Regions from separate parts of the Homo sapiens genome. Here region 2 is linked to region 1. The links are chromatin contacts, found by Hi-C or POLR2A ChIA-PET in ENCODE. All regions are on one chromosome and are shown on one strand. The core of a region is the stretch at or near the end of the contact, and the rest is flanking DNA. Distances in the headings are between cores, read along the strand shown.

Region 1 (3,040 bases), core at 15-2,514:
ATTTGTGGAGAGCTGCAGCTCTTGTGTTTAAAAAGGAATGATTTGGCTGGGTGCAGTGACTCACACCAGCACTCTGGGAGGCTGAGGTAGGCGGATCCCTTGAGCCCAGGAGTTTGAGACCAGCCCGGGCCACACAGCAAGACCCCAACTCTACAAAAAAAAATACAAAAATTAGCATGGTGGCACATGCCTGTAATACCAGCTATTCAGGAAGCTGAGGTGGGAGGACCACCTGAGCCTGAGAGGTCAAGGTTGCGATGAGCCGTGATTGCACCACTGCACTCCAGTCTGGGTGACAGAATGAGACCCTGTCTCAATTAAAAAAAATAAAATAAAGAAAAGAAAAAGTGAAAAAACGGAAGGATTTACTAAGCCCAGCTGTTCAATCAGCTCACAGATACTCACTAAGCACTCCACAGCTCTGGCCTGTGCTAGAAGACAAGGACTCAGTCATGAGGAGGGCACAGGTGGTGCCATCTCCTGAGTTACAAGACAGTCGAGGGAGATGTAGACAGGATCTGACCCATGAATGAAGATATAATTCCCAGGTAGCTCACTAAGTTGAGAATAGTTGTACAAAGAGAACACTTAAGGGAAAGGCGGAATTATATGCTCTATGGACCGTGAGGTGGTAGGATGCAAGAAGTTTTGGCAAAACTGAAATGAGCCTAAATCAATACGCCATGATGAACTGAATCTCCCAACAGAAAAAGGGACATTAATGGAAAAACTGGAGAGATCCAAATAAAGCAATTTTAATTAATAGCAATATACCAATGTTGGTTTCCTTTTTAGGCAAATGCAGCATGGCAATGTAAGTTATTAAATTAGTGGAAACTGGGTTATACAGCAACTCTGTATTTGCTCTGCAAATGTGCTTTGCAAATTTTCTATAAATCTAAACTTATTCCAAAATTAAAAGTTGATTTAAAAAATATACAAATATATTGTGCTCCCCCGCCAAGAAATAAGTGATACCACCACGACCACCACCACCCCTGAATTAAGGCTCCAGCTTTGAAGCACAGAGCCCAAAGGGAGGGGCGATGGAGCAGAGGCCAGCAGGCCGAGAGCTCAGGCCATGCAGAGCCTGGGAGGCTAAGCCATGGGATCAGGTCTGCATCCTAAAACCAACAGGAAGCACCTCCACAAATGGGAGCTACAGGCCTTGTCCCCAGTGCCCCTGAACATGGAGAAGGACAGCCTTCATTTCACTGATGAGCGAGTCAGAGCAGAGATGACTCAGCAACACAGCTCTCTCGACCCACATTCTGCCAACCGCCCAGACTGGCAGAAGGCCATGCAATTTGTAATCCCTCTGACCTGGATTTTAGCAGCCCCAGGTCAGCTGTTAAGACTTGGGAGAAGCCGACAGAGCTGTAGGAGGGAGTGGTGGGTTGGGTCTTGATTCCACTGTTCTCACCTAATGCCAGCTAACATCCAGATCCAACCCTGTCCCACCTCTGAGGCTGGGGACGGGGGACAAAGGGGCTCCAGGGGTTCCACAGATAACAGGACCCCAACAGGACTGAGGCTACCTTCCCCCTGGGGCTACATGCATTCATGTAGAAATGAATAGGAAGAGTGGCAGGCAAGGTGGGCTCCAAGGCTTTCTAAGGTTGATGCCATACGCACACCAAGGCTGGGAGTGAAATTTGGGCTAATTAACAGTGACATGTAAGTACAGGAATCTTTAATTTAAACGTAAGCCTCTGCATACCAATAAACCTTGCCAACTTTTTGGGAGTTACAGAACCTCATGTAAACTTGAGAAACAACAGGAATACACCTTTACAGAGAGCTCTGGAGCACGGAACTAAGTATGCCCATCATGCAACCCTTTACTTGACTAACAAACCAGTTGAGTTGGGAATGATCGTCTCCTACTAGCTACCAATAGACATGTTTTGTTTGGCCCATGATAGCTTTGAGATAAAGAAACTTTACACAAAATCTAGATATTCAATTTTTCCTGAAAAATCCAAAGACTCATTAACCATCAGCTAGACCTGAGTGGTGCCTGGTTCCCTCTTCCCCGCCATATCTTTCACACAGCAAGATCTTTTCCATTTTACCACACTTCCCATCACTCCCTAGTAGATGTGGCTGGGCAGGCTGTGCCCTGAGCCTGCAGGCATGTGCATTTACTACCCTGTGCACAGAGAATGTCTCTTCTTCCAACTTCTCTTAAAAGCACACCAGCAGTTTCAGTCACCTGTTTGATTCCCCTCCAAGGGCTTTCTAAAAATTTCCACCAAAATACCCCGACAGCCACCTAAGACCGTGACCGCAGATTCTGGGAATGGGAGGCAGGTGAATGGAGATGTGGTCTTAAATGACACTCAGTGGGATGCAAAATTTGTCTGACATCCCAAGCTTTACCTTAGAAGTTCACGCCCTTGCATTCTATTTCGTTTACACATGTTGTATTCTACTCCATTATATATTTGCATTAAATTTCACACATAATGTTTTCAATTATCAATTAAAAGGTTGCCTTTAACCCCCAACCCCTAAACATGTCAAGTAAAATGGGGGCTCCAGGAAGATCTGCCAGGTTTATGCTGCCTGTGTCTTCCCCTCCTCCCAGCAGACCCCAATGACTAATTTGAGAAGAGCAGTGGCTGACCGCCTGGTCCTCAGAGGCTCCGCCCTCTGCCCCTCCGGACTCGGGGATACCCCGGGGGATCCCTGGCTTACCTTCCTGTTTTCTCACATTAGAGCTGGGATGCATATCTGTCCTCACTTACAGGGACCTGCATTCGTTCCATGAGAGGCAAAGCTACTCCTTACTTAGCATTCAGATGAGTCCCACACTCCCAAACATGCTGTCTGCTCTATGCAGGCCATCCAGCAAGATGCATGGGTGTGGGTGAACACGCCTGCTACTGGGGAGTACAAAGCTCTCTTTCATGCACACTTTCTAAGGGACTCTAACCATCTTTACTTTTACTAGCCTTGTGCTTGGGTTTACCACATTCCTCTTGGCCCAGGACTACATTCAGAAATCTGGGAAATATAGTCCATAATCACCAGCACT
Region 2 (2,966 bases), core at 308-2,807, 480 kb before region 1:
TATACAAAATAATACATTTCCTTAAACTATGATCTTGATACTAGAATTTTAATTAAAAAATACCTGCAGTTTATATGCAAAGTTATAGATTAATGCTTAAAAATAGGTTGTATGTAGTATCCACAGGTCATGTTTGACTGTCAAATAGATGTAATTTTAATTCATAATAATTGTGTCGTGTTCTTCCCCACTAGAAGCCAATTATGCAAGCTTCACCATTCACACATGGAAAATAATTTAATGGAGTACTCATTGCAATTTCACTTATCCAGAATTGGCTGTTGTTCTCAGAGCAGCTTGTGTTGCCTTGTTAAGGAGAATATGTTAGTATCCAGACATCCAGAAAGGATCCTTTACTGTTTCAGAGTCCATTTTCCCCACTTTTGAAATACACACACAAACACCCATTCATGCAAACCAAACAGAGATTGTAAAGTGATTCCACTGACATTTATGCACTTCTTTTTTCTCTTTGGTTCTTCAAACTCTCAGTCAGTGCGCATTTACTCTTAATTTAGATACGGTTTAAACCTAATTAGAAACCAGAAGCTCTTGTATTTCCACAAAGGATTATGACAGCCCCAAGAAAAGATAGTGAAACCATTATATAACAAGATAAAGGCTTCTTAACAATACAAGGATGGATTTTCTCATTGATCTTAGCCTTCTGAATTTTAGAAATTGCCATTTCAAAGTCTAAAACAAAGGAAAATCAGGGAATAAAAGAATGGTAAGTAGACACAAACCTACTGGCTCCATCATTTCTGTTTTAGCAAATAACCTGCCACATATACCAATAGCCCAAGAGATGGGCATGTCCCTGCATTTCCTGGTCAAGGTGACAACACTGCGTCCTCCTGGAAGAGGTCTGCCACTCACCATACCACAAACCAAATATAATAAAATCAGAAGGCACACTATAGTGAATTTTTTAGAGGCATGTATTGAAAAGCATCTCAAAAAGCATTCTCGAAGCTTCCAGAAGTCAACTCAAGTTATCTGAAAAGTGACACTTTTGATGATTGCTCGCTTAATACTGGGAGAGCCAGATGAAGATTCCTCCCCACTTCCTCAGATGTGCAACTCTGGAATTTCTTAGTGTTACTGGAGATTCCTGCTGCATTCTGGGCCTTTAATGCATAAACACTGAGATGTTCTAAGGAAATTACTCCCTAGGGAGGAGAGGGGTGGACGAGGAGTAAGCTTTGCTGGTGACTCATGCGCTGTGTGGAAACTCCCTGCACAAGTGAGCTGCGCAGGGTGAGTCTAAAGGGTTAATGCACTTTCAAAAGCCTCTAATTTGTTATTCCAGAAGAGTAATTTACTCACTAGAAGTATCTGGGTGGCTACTAACACATTTGTGTCTTTAAAAAGATCAGTTTTATTTTAAGATTAAAAATATAAAGCAAGAGCTGGAAAGTCACTAAAAACTGACAGCCAGTTTCCCATTTTCAAGAGTATTTATTAAAAGGTTCTGGTTGCAGAAGGAATAAGAAATGGCTTGAGATCATGACACAGTGAATCATGTTGTAAACATGTTAGCTATGGCTGTGAATTCAACCAGCGATGAGTTCAAGCGTCCCCAGAAGGTGTTGGGGGAATTAGGGACATGGCTGTGTTTCCCCAGAGAAAAGTGGCCATTTTACTTTCCCTCTTCACTAACATGCTTTTGACATGCATGGCAGAGCTGAAGGCAAGGGGAAGGGGACAACATAGTAAGTGACTAAGTGGCTTTTTTTTTTTTTTTTTTGCCAAGTGAAGCTGAGTCATATGGCCTCTGTCATTCCAAAACTATTCTCTACGGCTGCATTCCTTTCGCTCTTGCCTTCCTTTAGAACCCTGGAGAAGGCCTCCTGAAGCCTGGCCCTATTATGTATCCTGACAAAGATAAACTTTTCCAAAAAGCTGCATGTTGTTTCTAGCACAGTTTTTCCTCGCAGTGACTACGTGATGAAAGTACCATGCAGAGGAGGTGTCTGACTGAGGCGTTCGTGGTGTGTGACAGAGTCCCCTGCACAGGACAGCCGCACTCCCCTCTTGCGTCCTTTCCTCCCATGTTTGCAAAGCCTCTTTCCCTGTCAGCAGGGGGTGTTCTGGCAGTTGACATTTCTGAAAACTACAGCCTACATTTTTAAAAAATCCAGTAAGTGAAAACTAAAAAATTAATACCGTGGTCATAATAGTGTGGCATTTGATAACTAATGAGGCACTGTCGTGCCAGCTATTATTTTCAGACATTTACAGTCCTTTTTTAAATACAAAGAAATATTTGGTGTGAAATGTTCCCCGGGAGCTGGTGCAAGCAGAGGCGACAGGGCAAGGGAGCTTGGGTTGTAGCCTCGAATTCCTCCGGCCAGGGCTACCGTCAGCCTGCGGCACACAAGTAAATCAAATATAAAACCAAAATTTCTGTAAGCAAATCAGTTTCTAACTCACTGTAACGAATTATCTTTCGCACATCACAGAGGCATCTCTTTTCACTGTCGAGTTTGGTTTGCTTGGTTACAAAAAGGGCAGTTCAAAAGCTTTGGTTGCTATTGTGAAAGTCAGCTGAATTCCTTCCACCGTGCTGGGGTGGGGTGGGGTTCACGCAGGTTCTCTTTTGTCACCAGGGGTGCTGTGGATTCACAAGTAAGCAAGAGGCTCCTCAGGTCAAGCCTCTGGCTGCTCCCTGAGGTCAGCTGCCTAGCTTCTCCTCCTCTGAGATAGACGGGAACAAAGTCTTTGATGTGTGCATTTCTCAAGCTTGACAATGATACAGCTACATAAAAACCCATGATTTCATATAGATATTCCAAAACGTAAAAGTAAACCATGCATCCACAGAGACATGGAATTACAGAACTGGATGCTGAGCTGGTCACTTGGGAGGCAGGCGTCCTTGCCATTGGTTTATGCCTCAGCCCCACCATGCAGTGGCTGGCCAGGTGACCTAGGCCAGTCCTGCATCCTCGGCTCCTCACCTG

Evidence for each region. A loop is a pair of places that touch in the nucleus more often than their neighbours do. ChIA-PET counts read pairs that join two places held with the same protein, here RNA polymerase II (POLR2A). Pooled maps may share reads with other maps.
Region 2: a loop to region 1 is called in a pooled map, with 4 times the contacts of the local background. The contact joins two enhancer-like sites. A Hi-C loop is called at or near these places in 1 of 168 maps with a recorded cell type or tissue (B cell), 27 of 37 single-sample maps with no recorded cell type and 12 of 50 pooled maps. POLR2A ChIA-PET finds 5 or more read pairs at or near these places in 2 of 52 experiments (PC-9 and activated CD4-positive, alpha-beta T cell).

What each region holds. Positions count from the first base shown.
Region 1 is chr7:55,545,752-55,548,791 of GRCh38, forward strand. All of the region lies in intron 1 of VOPP1 (VOPP1 WW domain binding protein), which reads right to left. Among named protein-coding and RNA genes, the nearest start is that of VOPP1, 25 kb to the right of the region's middle. RefSeq lists enhancers at 179-338, 2,679-2,728. Within about 2 kb of position 1,265, at least 17 of the 41 ENCODE cell types and tissues checked have a DNase peak (open chromatin) inside an H3K27ac peak, as active enhancers do; they include PC-9, where a contact is called at or near this core.
Region 2 is chr7:55,064,099-55,067,064 of GRCh38, forward strand. The region is part of intron 1 of EGFR (epidermal growth factor receptor); the gene reads left to right. Among named protein-coding and RNA genes, the nearest start is that of EGFR, 47 kb to the left of the region's middle. RefSeq lists an enhancer at 2,814-2,966. Within about 2 kb of position 1,558, at least 20 of the 41 ENCODE cell types and tissues checked have a DNase peak (open chromatin) inside an H3K27ac peak, as active enhancers do; they include PC-9, where a contact is called at or near this core.